Regions from separate parts of the Homo sapiens genome. Here region 2 is linked to region 1. A link is a contact called in ENCODE Hi-C or POLR2A ChIA-PET data. All regions are on one chromosome and are shown on one strand. Each heading gives the region's core, a stretch centred on a gene start or an enhancer-like site at or near the end of the contact. The rest is flanking DNA. Distances are from core to core; before and after follow the strand shown.

The links. Hi-C counts contacts between places; a loop is a spot of excess contacts on that map. ChIA-PET counts read pairs that join two places held with the same protein, here RNA polymerase II (POLR2A). Pooled maps may share reads with other maps.
Region 2: a loop to region 1 is called in a map of endothelial cell of umbilical vein, with 3 times the contacts of the local background. The contact joins two enhancer-like sites. A Hi-C loop is called at or near these places in 2 of 168 maps with a recorded cell type or tissue (IMR-90 and endothelial cell of umbilical vein) and 2 of 50 pooled maps. POLR2A ChIA-PET finds 5 or more read pairs at or near these places in 7 of 52 experiments (AG04450, BJ, GM12878 and 4 more).

The regions. Positions count from the first base shown.
Region 1 is chr9:6,528,443-6,532,108 of GRCh38, forward strand. No RefSeq gene overlaps it. Among named protein-coding and RNA genes, the nearest start is that of GLDC, 120 kb to the right of the region's middle. Within about 2 kb of position 1,954, at least 2 of the 41 ENCODE cell types and tissues checked have a DNase peak (open chromatin) inside an H3K27ac peak, as active enhancers do.
Region 2 is chr9:6,564,624-6,568,289 of GRCh38, forward strand. GLDC (glycine decarboxylase) reads right to left here. Exons shown (of 25, transcript NM_000170.3): 16 at 731-806. Among named protein-coding and RNA genes, the nearest start is that of GLDC, 79 kb to the right of the region's middle. RefSeq lists an enhancer at 1,575-2,774. Within about 2 kb of position 1,953, at least 11 of the 41 ENCODE cell types and tissues checked have a DNase peak (open chromatin) inside an H3K27ac peak, as active enhancers do.

The sequences.
Region 1 (3,666 bases), core at 704-3,203:
TCTCATGGGTTTTCAGATGGGGCCAGGGCTCTTGCTCTTTATCACACCAGGCTACCAGGTGAGGATTGCTCTCAGTGGCCTGTGGTGGGTCCCAGGTGGAAGTGGCTAGGGCCCAGGGCTGTGAGGATGCAGAGGGGATACCCAGTTCATAGGATGGGTGCGCATGATGGCCTCAGGCTCCCAGTCTTAAAACTGCTCCTCTCCACTCCCGCTGCTTCACTTGACTAAAAAAAACCACCTCTGCTCAAACATGCACAACATTGTGAATGTACTTAACTCATACATTGTTCCTGAGAATGGTTAAAGTGCTACATTTTGTATTATGTATATTTTTCCATGATATATATTATGTATATTTTGTATATTATGTATATTTTGTATATTATGTATATTATGTATATTTTCCATGATATATATTATGTATATGTATATATTATGTATATATGATATATATTATGTATATATACATATATTATGTATATATATACACAAATATATATTATGTATATTTTTCCATGATAAACAGAAAAATTTTAGGGGACACACTCTACACAAAGCCATTTCAGAGGCCCCATCTTCAAGCTCTGGCATTTTGTACATATCTTTAACAGAACTGCTCACAGCAGACATTGGAAATATGGGTTTCCATGGCAATGCGCCTCTTTGAGATCATTCAGTTTTTTGTTTTTTTGTTTTTTTTGAGATGGAGTCTGGCTGTGTCGCCAGGCTGGAGTGCATTGGCCGATCTCAGCTCACTGCAGCCTCGGCCTCCCAGGTTCAAGTGATTCTCCTGCCTCAGCCTCCTGAGTAGCTGGGATTACAGGCACGTGCTGCCACACTCAGCTAATTTTTATATTTTTAGTAGAGACAGGGTTTCTCTATGTTGGCCAGGCTGGTCTTGAACTCCTGACCTCAAGTGATCCACCCACCTCAGCCTCTCAAAGTACTGAGATGATAGGGGTGAGCCACTGTGCCCAGCCCACCATATTTCTTTTCTTTTTTCTTTTTTTTTTTTTTTTTGAGACAGAGTCTTGCTCTGTCACCCAGGCTGGAGTGCAGTGGAGTGATCTCGGCTCACTGCAAACTCTGCCTCCCGGGTTCAAGCGATTCTTGTGCCTCAGCCTCCTGAGTAGCTGGGATTACAGGCACACACCACCATGTCCGGCTAGTGTTTTGTATTTTTAGTAGAGACGAGGTTTCACCATGTTGGCCAGGTTGGTCTTGAACTCCTGAGTTCAGGCAATCCACGGGCCTCGGCCTCCCAAAGTGCTGGGATTACAGGCATGAATCACCACACCCGACCCATATTTCTTTTTATTTGTTGAACACATACTACTTGGAAGGCCCCGGCTCAGCACTGAGAATCCAACAATGGGTAAAATACGGTCTCTGCTAGAGAGACCAAAACAAAGAGACAAAAACTGAGTGAACATTAAAAAATTAATTGTGGGCCGGGCGCGGTGGCTCATGCCTGTAATCCCAGCATTTTGGGAGGCCGAGGCGGGCGAATCACGAGGTCAGGAGATCGAGACCATCCTGGCTAACATGGTGAAACCCGCCTTTACTAAAAATACAAAAAATTAGCCAGGCGTGGTGGTGGGCGCCTGTAGTCCCAGCAACTCAGGAGGCTGAGGCAGGAGAATGGTGTGAACCCGGCAGGTGGAGCTTGCAGTGAGCCGAGATCGTGCCACTGCACTCCAGCCTGGGCAAAAGAGCAAGACTCTGTTAAAAAAAAAAAAAAAAAAATTACCAGTTGTGCCCAGGGTACAGGAGGAAACAAACCAAGGGGCAAGATAGAAGATAACAGAGAAAGCCTATTTCATGGGGATATGAAGAAGGTATTTTTGAAATGATGAAATACAGAAAATGGCTAGGATGAAATACAGAGAATGACTAGTAAAGCAAGGTGACTGGGGACAGGGCTTCAAGGGGCAGTGCCTTTCAGGATAAGATCCGGGGCAGGGAAAGACTGGCACAAGTGTTAGGTAACACATGAGCAATTAATAGTGAAGGACAAGTGATTCACTTGACTCTTAATCGCCTATGTTTGGCTCTGCTATGTTCTGGGGGCAAGTAATGGATAATAGCCATGGAAACAACCTTGGCACTCAACTACAAACACTGTGTAAAGTAAGTAGAAAAGAATTGCTGTTTGCTTCCATTATTTACTGTCATACACTTGTCCTTCCTAGGAAGGGGCCGTCCCAGGGCCTGATGGCTAGCTTGCACTAAGCAGGGTTTCCAACTCAGGAAGGGCAGAGTCCCCAGGTCTGCAGTTGCCATGGCAGCAGGGTATCCTGTTTTGGCTGATAGGTACTGGAGCCAGTAAGGCTGGGTCCAAATTCTGCCCCTCCCTCTTACTGGCTGGTAGTGGGACTTTAGGCATCTCTTCATACCCTTCCCCACATGTGTAAGAGTGGAACATTGTGAGGGTCAAATGAGGTAGTATTTCAAACACTTAAAAGAATACCAAGCTGGGCATGGTGACTCACGCCTGTAATCCCAGCACTTTGAGAGGCTGAGGTCAGGAGTTGGAGGCCTGAGGTTAGGAGTTCGAGACCAGCCTGGCCAACATGGCAAAACCCCGTATCTACTAAAAGTACACAAATTAGCTGGGCCTCGTGGTGGGCACCTGTAATCCCAGCTACTCAGGAGACTGAGGCAGGAGAATCACTTGAACCTGGGAGGTAGAGGTTGCAGTGAGCCGAGATTGCACCAATGCACTCCAGCCTGGGTGACAAGAATGAGACTCTGTCTCAAAAAAAAAAAAAAAAAAAAAAAAAATTGCCTGATACCTGAGATGCACTATTTAATAGATATCATTTAATTATTGTGTAAAAAAGGAACCGTGAATCCCATCACTTCTGTACTGCTTTGTTAGGCTAAAGTAAATTGTTGTATAAACTTTTTAAATATAAAAATAAGTGGAATACTTGCAGATAATTCAATAGAGCACCCAGATCACTAGCATTAAAGCCTAGGGATACTAAGTAATGTTGGAGGAAGCAGCCATGCAAGAAACCAAGTAGTCATGATTAGAGCATTTGCTACTTCTAAGGCAAAGTCATTTGTGGCAGGCATGCTAGTTGCCAACCTAAAACCCATTCTCCCCACCTTTTTAAAAATTAACATACTCCTGATTTTGTTTGGGGCAGTCACATGCCCAGGTAACAGACTTCCCCACACTTTCTTGTAGCTGGGAGTGAGATTTGAACCAATTTTGGCCAGCTGCAGCAGTTACTGAGTGGAACATATTCGAAAACATTTCAAAAGAAGCAGATTTGGGTGGAAGCTGCCTTTTGCTCTTCTTTTTTTTTTTTTTTTGAGACAAGGTCTCACTCTGTTGCCCAGGCTGGAGTGCAGTGGTGCAATCTCAGCTCACTGCAACCTCTGCCTCCCAGGTTCAAGCAATTCTCCCACCTCAGCCTCCCAAGTAGCTGGGACTACAGGTATGCACCACCATGCCCGGCTAATTTTTTGTATTTTTAGTAGAGATGGGGTTTCACCATGTTGGCCAGGCTGGTCTCCAACTCCTGACCTCAGGTGATCCTCCCGCCTCAGCCTCCCAAAGTGCTGGGATTACAGGCATGAGCCACCGCGCCTGGCCTTTGCTCTTCCCTTTTAATCCTAACTAGAATGGGTATGTCAGACGCCTGGAAATGCAAC
Region 2 (3,666 bases), core at 703-3,202, 36 kb after region 1:
AAACTCTAGCATAGCACTGGCCATCAAAATGAAGGAACCAGGAACACAGGCCTCCTCTGGCACAAGCTGAGGCCTGAGTTAGGCCACTGCTACAGGCACTGCCCCTGGGGGGAGCGAGTGGTGTCCATTAGTACCTGCTGGTCCCCACAGTGGTCCCCAAGAGGCGATTGGGATCCTGGAGACCAGGTTCTCATATCCAAAGCAAACATTGAAGCAGGACCGTGAACTCTGCTTTATGCCTTTTTTGGTGCTTGAAGTTGAGAATCATCTAATGGAGAATTTATTTATTCAACAAATATTGTTTGAGCATACTATGACCAGAACCGGGCTTCAGCACAACAGGGGTTACTGAAGAATTAAAGCATGGTCTCTGCCCTTCATCCAGGCCCAGGGCCGGGGCTGAGCCAAGGAGAGGATGCTTGCAATGGCAACATTCCTGCCCTCTTCCTCCCTCTGCTCCCTAGAGAGCAGTTCCACAGCCAACTGGCTGACGTTTGCATTCTGGGTTTGAGCAAGTCTTTTATCTCTGAATGTTTTTCCTCAAAATGGTCAAGTGGGATGTCTTGGAAGCAAGGATCATAATGGCTAGTTCACAGAAATTTGTTTCTTGACTATATGTTCCCTCATCTGCTTCCAAGAAGGCTTGGAGGGAGTGTCCCACAGAAGGGACCCTGAGAGCCAGGACCTCTGTGCCCCATGGTGAGCAAGCGCCACCTCCTGCCATACTCACCGTTCTGTGCCCCTCTCCTTTCTGGTTTAAGTAGGCTCGGATAGTGGCCAGTCCAGCATATTCTCCCTGGGCTCCGCTTGCAAAGACAAGAAGAAAGGGATCACGGTTAGGTCTTCTGGCTTTCATTTACTCATTCAATATTTATTGGGCCCTGGCCAGGGGTTCACCAGCACGTGACACATGGTCACTGTCCAGACGCTGAGAGAAGCTCATCAAGGAGCTCTGCTGGAGTCAAAAGGTCTTGAACAATCAAAACAATCAAAGCAACAGCATCCAGTTTGTGCACTACAGCTCAACCACTCCTACCCAAAGATGGAGCTTTCTATATCCTTGCTCAGGACCACGCATTGAAAATAGCCTTTTGTTATTATGAAAAATTTCAAAACTATACCAAAATACAGTGAAGAACAAAAGGAACTACGACGTGTGTGTCAGCCAGCTGTAACAATTTGGTTTACGGTCAATCTTGTTTCCTATTATATTTCTCACTAACCACTTTCATGCTGAACTATATATTTTGAAGCAAACTTCAAACATCCTATCATCAGTTCAAATGTCAATATGCAGCCTTCAAAGATAAGTATTGTTTTTAAAAATATAACTACAGGCCGGGTGCAATGGCTCATGCCTGTAATCCTAGCACTTTGGGGGGCCGATGTGGGCAGAGCATTCGAGCTCAGAAGTTCAAGATCAGCCTGGGCAGCATGGCGGAACAGTGTCTCCACTAAAAGTACAAAAAATTAGCCTGGTGTGATAGCATGCATCTGTAGTACCAGCTACTGGGCAGGCTGACATGGAAGGATCACTGGAGTCTGTGAGGCGGAGACTGCAGTAAGCCGAGATGGTGCCACTGCACTCCAACCTGGGTGACAGAGTGAGATCCCGTCTCAAAAAATAAATAAATAACTACAAACACAATTGTCACACCTAGAACAATGAACTTCAGTTTTTTCCTTTTTTTTTCCCTTTTCTTTCCCCCTTTAAATGGGTAATGTGTCAACATCTTAACAAGGTTTAAGGAAGACACACCTATGAGGTGAAAACAAATCATCACTCTATAATTTCTTAGTATTACCAAATATCGAGTCAAGGGCCTGATCAGCCCCAAAAGAATGAGGCACTTTTAATGTGACACCATTCCTGGCAGTCTCAGGTTCGGCTCTCCCAGGCCCCGGATGCAGATGGCTGTTAGGGGCTGGCCATCCTCATCTCAACGGTCCTGGAAGGCACCACTTTCAGGGCATATGCCATGACTAACATTCCGGTGAGCAATGCTGACTCAATCGTAGACTGTTATTTCATGTTCCCAGTACCCTGTGCAGGAAGGGAAGGGAAATGAGTAATAGATGTATCAGTCCCATTCAAAATGTGTATGTCTGCGAAGCTGAAGGCAAAAATTAAATACTAAAAAAAGATACAAAAATTTAAACTTTAAACAAATGAAAATTTAAAAATAAAATAACTTTTTTTAATGTTACCCACAGAAAATCGGTAAGAATTTTAAAAAATGTGTATGTTCTCCATGCCATCACCCCCATTTTGCACACAAAGAAACTGAGGTCTGAGTGCTACATGCCAAATGGCCAACAGTGACAGATGAAGACTTGGGTGTGGAGTCAGCCTGCCTCCCAGAGCTACGGGCTCCCTTTGCAAGCAGTGCTGCTCTTCTGAGCACACTGTGCTCTCCAAGGACGGAGAGTTGTGGGAGCAAATGCTGATTTTCTTTCTAGCAGAAGTCTTGTCTGATTGATAGAACTGGGGGGTTTAGCTAAAATAAAAAATAAAAAAAAAAAGAAAGAAAAGAAGAAAGAAAGCCTGTCTTACAAGACCTGAGTCACCCCGTTCCTCGTCACCCGCACTGAGTCAGCTGCAGCTATCTCCGCTCTCTTCCAAGAAGAAAGGCAAAGACTGCTCTTCTGTTTTCCTGGCTTCTGAAAAACAAGTCCTAGCCTATTTGAGGTTTTTTCATTTTGAGGACAAGAAAATGAATATGCCGTGCTTCAGGAAACCACTCACATCACAAGTAACTTCATCTCCCTGTGCCTATGTGCCTGAGAGATGTGTAAAATGGGGATAGTAACAGTACCCATCACACAGGGCAGATGTGATGTGTAGTGAGATCATCAAGGTCAAATGCTTCTCAGCCAAATCCTGCCCATTCTTCAACTGGCTACAACTCTCTGCAAAGCCTTCCCTAAAGCCACCAATCCAGCTCTGTCACTTCCTCAGAGAGGCCTTCCCTGAAGGCAAGAATTTTGTCAACCTTGTTCACAATTGTATTCTCTATTCCAAGAACACTGACATAAAAAATATTTGATAGATTGATTAAAGAAATAATCCTCTACCTCCTCCAAATTATCATAGCATTTTACTCTACAATCTTATCTGACATTAATATCCTATACATGTACTGGACATAGAAAATTATTACCGATTTCACATTTACTTTGTATGCCTGTCTTATCTCAATTAGAGCATAAGCTCTGACAGTAGGGTCTAATTCTCAGAGTTCTGTATATTCTTCAACAGGGAATATATAGAACAGTACTCTGCATGTAGTAGTTCTGCAATAAGTATTTAGTAAATATTTTAAAAATTGAATTCCTCCAGCACAGGCAATCAATATGAATGTCATCCTTTCCCCTACAGTAAGGAACCTCAAGAAAAACATTTTATATTTACCCCTATGTTTTTCTCATGAATTCTATTCATCTGACTTTCTTGAAAGGCCAATCAAGGTGTAGACTAGGAATGAAGGAAGAAGCAGATTACTGGCTATGAGCCAGTAGTGTAGGAGAAAGACTATATGCTAAAGACTTGATCAGAAATGCTGGATTTCTCTCTCTCTCTCTCTCTCTGGCCTTAAACATCTATAAAAATCAGCTATGTTTCAACCCAAAAAGTGCAAATGATATATTCAAATGTGACACAAGGAT